Regions from separate parts of the Homo sapiens genome. Here region 1 is linked to region 2. A link is a contact called in ENCODE POLR2A ChIA-PET data. All regions are on one chromosome and are shown on one strand. The core of a region is the stretch at or near the end of the contact, and the rest is flanking DNA. Distances in the headings are between cores, read along the strand shown.

The links. ChIA-PET counts read pairs that join two places held with the same protein, here RNA polymerase II (POLR2A).
Region 1: POLR2A ChIA-PET joins it to region 2 with 22 read pairs in activated naive CD4-positive, alpha-beta T cell. The contact joins the promoter of PACRGL here to the promoter of WDR1 in region 2. POLR2A ChIA-PET finds 5 or more read pairs at or near these places in 2 of 52 experiments (activated T-cell and activated naive CD4-positive, alpha-beta T cell).

The regions. Positions count from the first base shown.
Region 1 is chr4:20,697,188-20,702,614 of GRCh38, forward strand. It overlaps PACRGL (parkin coregulated like), which reads left to right and starts at 3,271. Exons shown (of 9, transcript NM_001258345.3): 1 at 3,271-3,600. RefSeq lists an enhancer at 3,384-3,503.
Region 2 is chr4:10,115,001-10,120,463 of GRCh38, forward strand. It overlaps WDR1 (WD repeat domain 1), which reads right to left and starts at 1,799. Exons shown (of 15, transcript NM_017491.5): 1 at 1,651-1,799; 2 at 1,113-1,234. The coding sequence starts at 1,666. It overlaps LOC124900666 (a long non-coding RNA gene), which reads left to right and starts at 2,089. Exons shown (of 2, transcript XR_007058030.1): 1 at 2,089-4,218; 2 at 4,327-4,477. It also overlaps the pseudogene RNA5SP155. RefSeq lists enhancers at 656-1,460, 1,111-1,260, 3,031-3,130, 3,211-3,300 and silencers at 1,341-1,490, 1,571-1,980, 1,991-2,110.

The DNA of each region.
Region 1 (5,427 bases), core at 2,021-4,520, about 11 Mb after region 2:
TCCTGACAAAGTGTGCTTTGTCAAATTGTACAAATTTCTTGTATCACATTTCTCAATGATAGGACTTGGGAATAATCATTGGGAATGATTGCTTTGTCTGTAATTTGTACAAAAAGGCAGAGATTTTCTTTACAAGAATTAAGACAATATTTTCTTAAAAATGCTTGGTGACTTAAATGTAAGTAAATAAATAATGAATAATTTTTTCACAAGTCAATGAGAACCAGCACAATGAGAAAAAAAATCGTCCTGAGTGGTTTACTTTGGTTAGATTTATTACCTAACTCATAAGGTTATATAATATGGAGTAACAAAAATAGGGCAATTTGAAGAAATTTTATTTATAAAGGTACAGGGTACCACACAGACAGTGCAGTAACCTAGAGATAGTAGCCTCTGAGATTTTGTGCCTAGAACTGAAGTTTGCCATTTAGAAAGTTTTTTAGTCTATTTGGGCTGCTATAGTGAAATACCGTACATTGAGTAGCTTATAAACAACAGAAATTGATTTCTCATGGTTCTGGAGGCTGGAAAGTCCACATCGAAGTATCAACAGATTCAGTGTCTGGTAAGGGACTACTTTCTGGTTCACAGATGAAATTGTTTCACTGTGTCCTCACATAGTGGAAGGAGTGAGTGTTCTCTCTCAGGCCTCTATTATTAGGGCACTAATTCCATTCACGAGTGTTCCAACCCTATGACTTCATCGCCACCCAAAAGCCCCACCTCCAAATACCATCACCTTGGGAGTTAAAATTTCAATCTATGAATTTTGGAGGAACAGAAACAATCAGACTATAGCAGAAAGATGTGATCTTCACTTATGGGTATGACCAGCTTTAGGGAACCCCCTAAGGATAGGAGCAGGAGAATGAATACTCTGACTTCACTCTCCTCTAATTCTCTAATCTCCTATTAGTGTTCTTCAGTAGCCAAACCCAATCAGAAACCAGAGGGCACTGGAGCCTGGGTGATATAGTTTATGCTGATCAGCATCCCAGAGCAAATAACAGGACAAAGGGAAGAGTGTACCTATATGAGAGCAAACAGAAAATATATGGCATATTCTGTCTTTTCAGAATCATTTACTATATTGCTAGGCAAATAGGTCACCTTTTTTCCCTCATCCCATTCTCTCTTAAATAGAAAATTAAACCTTAAAACCTGAATAGAAGACAAAAGTCCACAATCAGTGCTCTGTTTCTCACATATTGTGAGCTTTCCTAGAAGGTATTACTCCTATCGCCCAACTCAGCGTCTACATATGCTGATGGCTCAAAAATCCATAGCTATGCCCAGTTCTCTTTCCTGCCCTCTAGATGAGCAGATCCAACAGCATGCTAGTTAGCTCCCCCTGGATGCCTCACAGGCTTGTCAAACCAGTGTATTCAAGAAAGCACCCACCACTTATTGCATAATATCCTGATAGAGTTGCAATGCCAAGGAGCATGTTTTCTGTTCATTTTCTAAAATGATGACAGAAAGTTTAGAAGAGGCTGTTTTAACTGTGATTAGGAGAAGCTTATACTAATTGTTATTATAAAGATCTGAAAAATCCGTGTCATCGTCCATGGTTCATACACCAACACATAGCATGAGACTTTTGCCACTTACGATGTCCTCCACGTTAGTCTTAATTTGCTTTCACCTGAATAATTGCACTAGCTAATACTTATTGAGTACTTCCTATGTGTCAGGTATTCAATTGTCCTCTTAAATTTAAGTCTCGCAATAACCCAATAATGAAGAGGAAATTGAGGCTTGTAGGAGTCGTCATCCACAAGGACTCATAGCTGATAAGGGGTGGTGAGTTTTAGATAGCTTAACTCCAGAACACATATGCTTGTCATTCCTCTGCGATACTGAATACAAATCATTCTTATAGTCCAGGGAGGAGGGGTTAAAAGGTCACGAACTAGGAGCTCTACTGAGTCTGACACTGGAGATGCTAGGAGTAAGGAAAATATAATAAGTCTTGAGGAAGCTGGAGATGAGAGATTATAAAGTAAAAGTAGCTGAAGATACAGGATATAAGATTTTTTTTTTTAAAAATTTCTTTTTCCTTTTAAAAACGTTAGTTAAGCATGCATTGCGCTAGGCATTGGGGATAGAAAAGCAATAAAGACAATTTCAGTCTAGTGAGAAAGATAGGTAAATACATTATAATAAATTTTAAAACTTAGATTTGTATGCAAGGTTCACAGAACATTAGAGAAATTAGACATAGACAGAATTTATTAATTCATTTTATTCATTCAGAAGACATTAGTTGAATACCCACTGCATTATGCTTGAAGCTGGAGAAATAAAAAGGGCAAAGTTAAAATCCTTATCCTGAGGAAACTCACAATCTAATGAAGATGCTTCTGGGGTGCTGGTCAAGTAGCAAGGATGGAGCTACAGGAGCACAGAAGGATTACACAGCCTCGAGTGCTCAGACAATGCCAATTTAGTGTTACCTAAGCAAAAAGTTAGGGCTTTGGGTTGGCAACAGTAGAGGATGCTAAAGAGGAGTGCAGTGGACAGGTCCAAAGGGCTTGGACTTAACTATGACAACCCAAATTGTTGCTGGTGGAATGCAATACAAGGGAATATGCATTTTCCTGCAGCATCAGTTTTGTTATGATGTGGAGCATAAAATCGTGCTTTTCACTATTAAATATTTTTACTATTAAAAATAATGTAGAGCACAAAATCGTGCTTTTTACTATTTAAATGCGGATATACTGTGAAGAATGCAATAGCATATGAGATTCATAAAATACGACAGGAAACGAATTTCCACAGCTAGGCTTATGATTTAGCCAGATAGAACAGGAAACTACAAGAAAATCCCACAGCTGGGCATGCAGATGGCTTCGGCTCTCACCCCTGAAGACTCGGGGGGAGGAGTTCACAGTCTTCAGTTCTCCGAGTATTGAGGGTAAGATAGCTGAGGAACAATGAGTATTAAGTGTGCGAGAAAAGCGTTTAGGAGTTAAGCACATGGACTGAAGAGAGGCTAGGGCGCAGGCGACTGGGAACCCGTCATCGTCCCTCTGCTCTCCGGACCTCTTATTCGAAAAACATCCTCCACCACGTGCCCCTTTGTCGCCAGAGACAGCGCCTGCAGTGCGTGAGCTGCCCCCTGAACTCCTGGCGCCTGGTTGCCTGGGCAACCCTCTTCTGGGGCGCCTCCGCGACCTCTTACCATTGGTTTAGACGACGCAGCGTGCGTCTGACGTCATTGCGCGGCGCGACCAGGTTCAGGGGCGGGCCGCGCGGAGCCTCATTTCCCCAAACGCAGGCGCTCGGTGGCGGTAGCCGCGGTTGTTGGCCGACCGAGTGCCGGTCATAAGCCCCCCCCGGTGGGGGGCAGCTGGTGTGCGGATCGCGGCGGGAGAGAGGCGCGGTAGGAACGGGTCCCCGGAGCCGTGAACCGCGGGTACAGGTGTCCTGTCTGCGCTCTCTGCCAAGCCGGCTTGCTTCCTGATCTGTTGCTAGGGCCGCTGGACCCCGTTGCTAAGGACCCTTGAGATCGTGAGCGCTTGGAGTGTACCCCTCCTTTCCTGGGGTAGAGGGTCAGTCGAGAGTAGCCTTCGTTAACCTTAATTGAAACTGGTAAACTCCTCCCTCGGCCCCTTTAAAAAATCTCTGTTTTTTCTTTATTTTTTTTCTGTGTCTTCCTCTTTTGCTGACTTTGATAGCATCCTGGCTCTGGACTGGTCTTTAAGTATCTAGAAGTGAGTGTAGGAGGGGTGGCTGGGAAGGTGGAAAATAGATTCTAAGACCCCTAAGCAGATTGTGCGACCCTAATACTGGCCCTTTGAATTTACTTTCTGGTAAAAAAGGGACTGGGATAAGTGACTATTGGGCTCTGGGTCTTTTAGAATTTGACAGAGCTTTACAAATGGAACATGGTTTCTTTAGTGGGGCTCTTACTTACACGTTTGGAACTTTCTAGACCTGGATTAGAAAGCAGGGCTCTGCTGACTGAGAATTGTTTTAGTTCAGTGGTCTTAAAGCTGAGTACGGGAGAAAGTACATACAGGGAAAGAAATAGGCTATATCAGCTGCCCAAACAATGATAGAAAGTACACTTTCCTACCATTGACACAGATACCGGCAGTCCCTTGTAGATAGATGACCTGTAGCAACCAAGGAAGCTTTAAGGGGAATGTGTGGGCTTCATAGGGTGGTTTGTTTGCTTTCTGATATTGTGACATAGTTTAGGTGTTCGAAGTTAAGTGGATTTATGGATTCTAATATCTATAATTAGAATGTTTATCTTGTTTTGTAAAAGAATGAGCGGTGACCTTGATAATATTTGTAACACAAAATAGTTCTTACAGGTTCGCTTCTCCCCATCACTGCCCCTTTACACCATCCTCTACATGTTATTTAATGAAAAACCACTTGAAAGGGTTACCAAGGATAAGATTTTTAAAGCTTGCTTTCACAAACAACTCATGCTCCAGGCTTGTCAGTGGCATGCTTCCAGGTGGATATTATTTTAAAAAATTGACTACATTTCCCGTCGTCCCTTGGTGTCCGTGGAGAATTGGCTCCAGGACTCCCTCCCTCCCCCCAGTCTCTTTCAGATACCCAAATCCACCCATGCCAAAGTCCTCCAGTCTGCTCTCCGTATCCGTGGTTGGGTCAAATCTATAGATGTGGAACCCGCATATACGGAGAGCCAACTGTAATTTGTCGTTAAGGTAAAGGATAAAAATTTTAAGTGAAAAAGCAATTGTTTTGGAAGGAAATTCTCTAATACAGGATTTTGAAAGGGGATGTAGACGTGTTTGCATTACTGTATGTTTAATGCTGAAAATTATATATTGTACATAAAAGTTGTCCTGTATACTCATAAACTGTAGAAGCTCGATTTTCTACCATGTTTAAAACTTTTTCAAATGAGTTTTGGTGACTTTTTGAACTCATTCAAAATATAATGCAACACCTCCCCATTAGTTTGTTACAGGAACAACTTTTTGACGTGAAGGAAGATAGAAATTTAGCCATAAAATTCCATCCAAAACTTCCACTGAATTGGTAGGTAGTATTGAAAAATGTGCATCATAATTTGATATGGCTGCCTGTGCCCTTGTTATGTTTGTGGGTACGCGTCTTTGCTGTGCATCGCTTTTATCTGTTGCAGCTGTTAACAATTGATGATCAAGAGAAATTGGACCTCAGCTGGTCTTCAAATTGATGTAGCCCAAGATGTTAAGCCAGATTTTTTAAAAATGACAAAACATGTGGTTTCACTATTAGTAATAGTAATACTGAAGAACACTTTGTACCATTGTAAAGAAAATTATAATAATAGCTAAGACTCATGTGGCCCTTACTGCATGCCTCCCATTATGGAAATGTTGTTTTACATATATTCTTACTAGTCTTCATCAACACTTAAAGTAGTTCCTGTAATTATGCCCAATTATA
Region 2 (5,463 bases), core at 549-3,048:
CTCAGCCAGTTGCTGGCCTCCTGGAGGGCAAGTGTGTCCGATCAACAGTCCCAACCTACCAAGGGAAATCAGGCTGACTTTAAGTTGACAACCCTTGTATGCCTATGGCATCAATCAAAACATACATCTTTGTGCCAGCCGCCCCCACTAAGCACAGCACAGGAGAAATCACCCAATGGCCGGGCCGGCACCTCCAACTCCCACCCCACCAATTCCATCACTCAGGCTGAGGAAGGGAAAAGCAAAATTTAAGCGTGTAACCCAGGAAGGGAGGGAGACTGACAGACTGGGTCACCCCAACAATTACAGAGGAATAACATGAATTTGCAAGGATTTCCCAAGGAGCTGGCTCTAGAAGCCTTTTCAGCCTGGGTACCGGAGGCTTGCAGAGAATGATTCATGGGAAAACACTGCTTCCTGTTTTTGCTTTGGGGCTTAGATCCATGGTGGCAGATCTGGCTGGCCCAGAGGCCCGGGTGTTTTTCCGGGCTCTGCCATACTGGAAGACCAGGGTATTAACAGCGAGTTAGCTGAGTGCCATTCCATTCAGCAAGGGCTCAAAGTGCACCAGGCACCGCTGGGCTTGAGGGACGCCAGCAGCTCATTCATTCCATCTGCCCAGCCAGCAGGCGAAGCGAGAGTGGTCATCATCTCATCATCTGTTTTACAGACGAGAAAACTGGGGCTCAGAGATGCCCAAATCGCCAATCTTCTCAAGGTCACGCAGCGGCCGACCGGGTCAGTCTGATCCCTCAAATCCGGAGCCCTTGCTTTTAAGGAATGAACTAATCTAATCTCCCATCCACGTACTAACCAGGCCTGACCGTGCTTAGCTTCCAAGATCAGAGGCGATCCGGCGCTTTCAGGGTGCTATGACCGTAGACAGAAACGAACTAAGACTCAGTTTCCTCATCAAGAAGGAGCAGACAAGGACCTGGGTGAATCTGAGGCCGGCTTCCGGGGCTCCGAGGTGTGGCTCCCGGTAGAGGGGGCGTGGCGCCCTCACCCTCCCCGGGCCAATGGGCAGGAGGTGAGAAGTGGAGAGGAAGGCGAATTATCCCATCCCAAGGTGGCTCCGGAGCAGAACCGCGCCCGGGGTAGGGGGTACTCACGTCGATGTTCCTTAGGATGACGCACTTTCCATTGGTGTACAGAAAATTGTTGCCCTTAGGGTCGCCGCCGATGATCTTGGAGACGCCCCTCTCCACCTGCGGGAGGCTGGCGAACACCTTCTCTGCGGAGACACAAATGCGGCGGGGCATGTCAGGGCAGGGCGGGGACGGCGGGGACAGAAGGGAGAAGGAGCCCCGGACCGGTCTCGGCCGGTCACCTGTTGACTGCGCCGGGAGGGCGGCCTCCACTTTCCACGAGCGCCAGGAACCGCGCGACTTCCTGGTCCGCGCCCCGGGCCAGGCCCTTGGGGGCAGCGGGGCTCCTCCGGCTCGGCCCACGGCGCCAACTTGGGGGCGCACCCCCCGTCGGGGGTCCCGCCCTGCACCACCGAGGGCGGCCCCGCCACGCCTCCGGCCGGCGCCCGCACCCCTCCCCCGCGCCGAGGACTCCCCCGCCACCCGCACGGCGCCTAGGGGCCGGGGACCGGGGCCGGGGCAGCGCGGCGGCCGCTCGGGGGCCCCGCGCCGCGGCACTTACTGATCTCGTACGGCATCCTCGCCCACTTGTTACCGCGCCGCGCTCGCCGAGAGCCTCCGGGGCCGGCCCGCGCTGCGAATTACACCTCGCCGAGGCCGAGCCCGGGGACTGGAGCCGGAAGGCGGCACCGGGCGTGCCGGGAGTGGAGTGGGCGGTCCGAGGCCGGGGCTCAGAGGCCAGCTCGCGCCTGCCCTGCGCGCTGTGGTTGCGGACGCCCCGAACCCGGAAGCGCGGTCCCGCGCGCGGCTCGCCCCCAGCTTTGACCATATATAGTCAAGCGCTCGGCTCGGCGGCTGCGGTCCCGGCGAGCCTGCGCGGACCTGGCGCTCCCCTCCCCCGCCGGCCCCGGCCCCGCCTCCGCCTTGCTCGCCCCGCCCCGGAAGTGACGTATAGCACGCCCCGCGGGCCCTTGAAAAGGCGGCGCAGACAAGCAGCCGCGTCAGAATGCTTCTGGGAGTCGGGGGGTGGGTGCCTTTCTGTTGCTAGCTTGTAGGAGAAGCTGGGCTGTAGGAAGTTTATTTGCGGGGGGGTCTTAAAGACGCTGAAAGTACTGGCGGGCTTTGGTGGGGGTCTGGAAAAACCTCTCTGTACCTGTGACCGCGTTGCGTGGCGGGCGCTCCCCGGCCTCTCCTTTTTGACCGGTCCCGGGCGTTGCCCAGCCGCCAGTCCTCCTGCTCGGGTTTTGTAAGCAGGAGAGGGATGCTTTTTACGTCTTCTTAAAGTACGGTTAAGTGCCCTTGCTTGAAGTAGTTGCTGGCAACAAGAACGTAGGGGTTACTCTTTGTTGGGCCTGAACTCGTGCTTTTTCTCTCAAAAGTTGAGCTTTTGAAAGGCAAAAAAGGCGTGGGGGATGGGGGAGCTGTCGGTCTTAAGGAAGTTAAAGGTTATTTCCTAAACAAAACAAGTCTCACTCCTAAAACCAGGGTAGTGGCTCAGTTGTGGCGGGAGAGCAGGGGCTGTAAAGTGTCCAAGTTTCTAGTCTCATCTTTCAGTAGGATGGGTACAAGCTTTCCCCTTGGGGCTCTGGGGGCTGGGAGGGTTGTAAAAGTGGGAGAAAGCAAAGTATTTGGCGGGGTGCGGGCGGGTAGCTGAATGTTGTTGTAAGTGGAAGAGGAATGCTGTTGGCGTCTTTCTCTAAGCACGGTTAAGTGCTTTTTCTTGAAGTAGTTACTGGCAACAAGAACGTAAGGGTTACTCTTTGTTAGGCCTGAACTCGTGCTTTTTCTCAAAAGTTTAGCTTTTGAAAGGCAAAAGTGGGGGTGGGGGCGCTGCTGCTTTTAAGGAAGTTAAAGGTTATTTCCTAAGAAAGCAAAACAAGCCCCACTTGTAAAACCCGGGTAGTGGCTCAGCTGGAGAGCAGGCGCTGTGAAGTGTACAAGTTTCTAGTCTCATCTTTCAGTAGAATGGGTACAAGCTTTCCCTCGGGGCTCTGGGGGTGGGAGGGTTGTAAAAGTGGGAGAAAGCAAAGTACGTGGGTGGGGGGTAGCTAAATGTTGTTGTAAGCGGGAGATGGATGCTTTTGGCGTCTTTAAGCACGGTTAACTGCCCTTGAAGTAGTTGCTGGCAACAACGTAGGGGTTACTCTGCTGGGCCTGAACTTGTGCTGTTTCTCTCTCTCAAAAGTTAAGGTTTTTAAAAGGCAAAGGCGTGGGGAGAGGGGTAGGGGAGCTGCTACTTCTAAGGACGTTAAGGGTTACTTCAGAGCAAAACAAGCCCCACTTCTAAAACCAGGGCAGTGGCTCAATTGTGGAAGGGAGAGCAGGGAATGTGAAGTGTCCAAGCTTCTAGTCTCGTCTTTCAGTAGCGTGGGTACAAGTTTTCCATTGGGGCTCTGGGGGCTAGGAGGGTGGTAAAAGTGGGAGAAACCAAAGTACTTGCGGGTAGCTAAAAACTCTGAAACCCACGCTGTGAGCGGTTCCTGCTTCTCTGAAAGGTCTGTTCTGCTTAAGGTTGTATCAAGGTTAGTCTCTTGCTACCTACTTCTGTAGAGCAGTCTCTCGTGGCTCACCTGGGTTAGTGGCCATGTTGCCTGTCTCCTATTCTTCCTAACCTTGTGTGTTCTCCAGGTAGCTGAGTGATCCATCCGAAGTAAAATATTCCTCAGCTTGTCTGTAGGGGCTCCAAGTTTCATGAAGTAAAAGCTAGTCTTGAAAACGGCCCATTAGGGTCCTGGATGACAGTCTCCGGGTCACTTAGACTCCGTTGTCCGCCTCCCCTCATCTGTATCATCTTTGCCTTGGGTACTGGCTTCGGAGGGTGTTTTCCTGAAACTCTTACCTGAGATCTACTTGGCTGACTCCTGTGTCCTTCAGAAGTACTTAATTGCTCAAATGTTAGTTGATGAGTGTCACCGGTCTCATTTTAAATTGCAACTTCAACCCCTTGCAAACACTGCTTCTCATTCCCGCGTTCCCTAACTTTAACTCTCAGGAATAACCCTGACACCTGGAAGATGCTCCTAGGGATGACCCCACTCCCCACCCACAACTGTTAATCAGGAAATAACGGATATGAAAGTAGCTCTGCGAACTGAGGAGCCGTGGAGAATGTACAAAACAGATTCCTAAAGTAAGATACGCAGGCCCGGCTTGTAGGCCGCTGCATCTGCTTTGATAACTTAGAACTCATCAAATCACCTTGAGACCCTTAAAACAAATGGTATAATTGCATTCACAGGTAGTGCATTCGTGTAACAAGATTAAGAAAACGAAGGACCAACTTCAAGCTCTTGCAAGCTGGTAACCTTTACACTCGTGCATAAAGCCTTGCTGGAGTTGACACTGAAAACTAAACAGTCGAACTTGAGTAAAACATATCCAAACTCCCAGCTGCTGGGCTCTACAGCTTATTTTTAGCTTGAAAGTTACATGTTGGAGCTGCAGAGGCTTTATGGTGGTGGTGGGGGAGCTGTTTGTTCGTAGTCACTTGAGTCTATATGAACGTGGCAGGAAATCTGAAGGATGTGAAAGGAAAATGGGAAACACCAGGGTGTTCCAGGATTTTCCCTGTGGGGCGCGAGCTCAGTTTGGTGTTGTCAGCTGTGGGAGCTTTAACACTTGAACCGTCTTTACTGTGGGTCTAGCCTATTCGTTGGGCTCCCCTAGTCACCACTCATGCCTTCGTGTATCCTGTTGTGTTGGGCCCCCACTGAATTAAATAGGGATGGCACCATGTTCGAGAAGCCGAGGCGACCCAGAGCCAATGAACACATATGGTGTATGGAGGGGACTTGAATACAGAGTGGTCCAGAGCAGCCAGCTGGGACAGAACTGCGCTTCAAAAAGCAGTTGATACAGATCAGGTACACCTACACTCCCAAGGTGTGGCTAAGCCGCTATCAGGTGTCAAGCGTGTAAGGGTCACTGCCAGGATATACTTGAGTTGCTTTCAGCTGTCATAACTCTCTAATAGGATGGGGATCCTGAGGTCTGCATACACCAGTGGTTCACATCTCTGAGGACCCAGCTACTTCTCTGGCCCTTTCTGGAACCTGTCTACTTGGAGCTCCGTAGGAAGGGTCTGAAAGGCCCCTTACTCGCACTGAACGACAGCCAGAATAAGACTAATTTGCCTTCCCCTTCCCTGCTGATTTCTCTGGGGTGCTGCTTCCGATAGTGACCAGCGTCCTTGCATCTCCAGCTGCACTGACCAGAAATCTCACCCCCCACTTAGGTTAAAGCCTTCACTAAATCTAGTTGCTTAGAACCTCTGTATCAAATCTTTCTGTAGCCACAGCCCTGCTTTGGTGCTCTTTAACCTGGGTTATTCTAATTTCTTCCTGACCAGTTAATCTGTATCTGCTTGGAGCCCCTT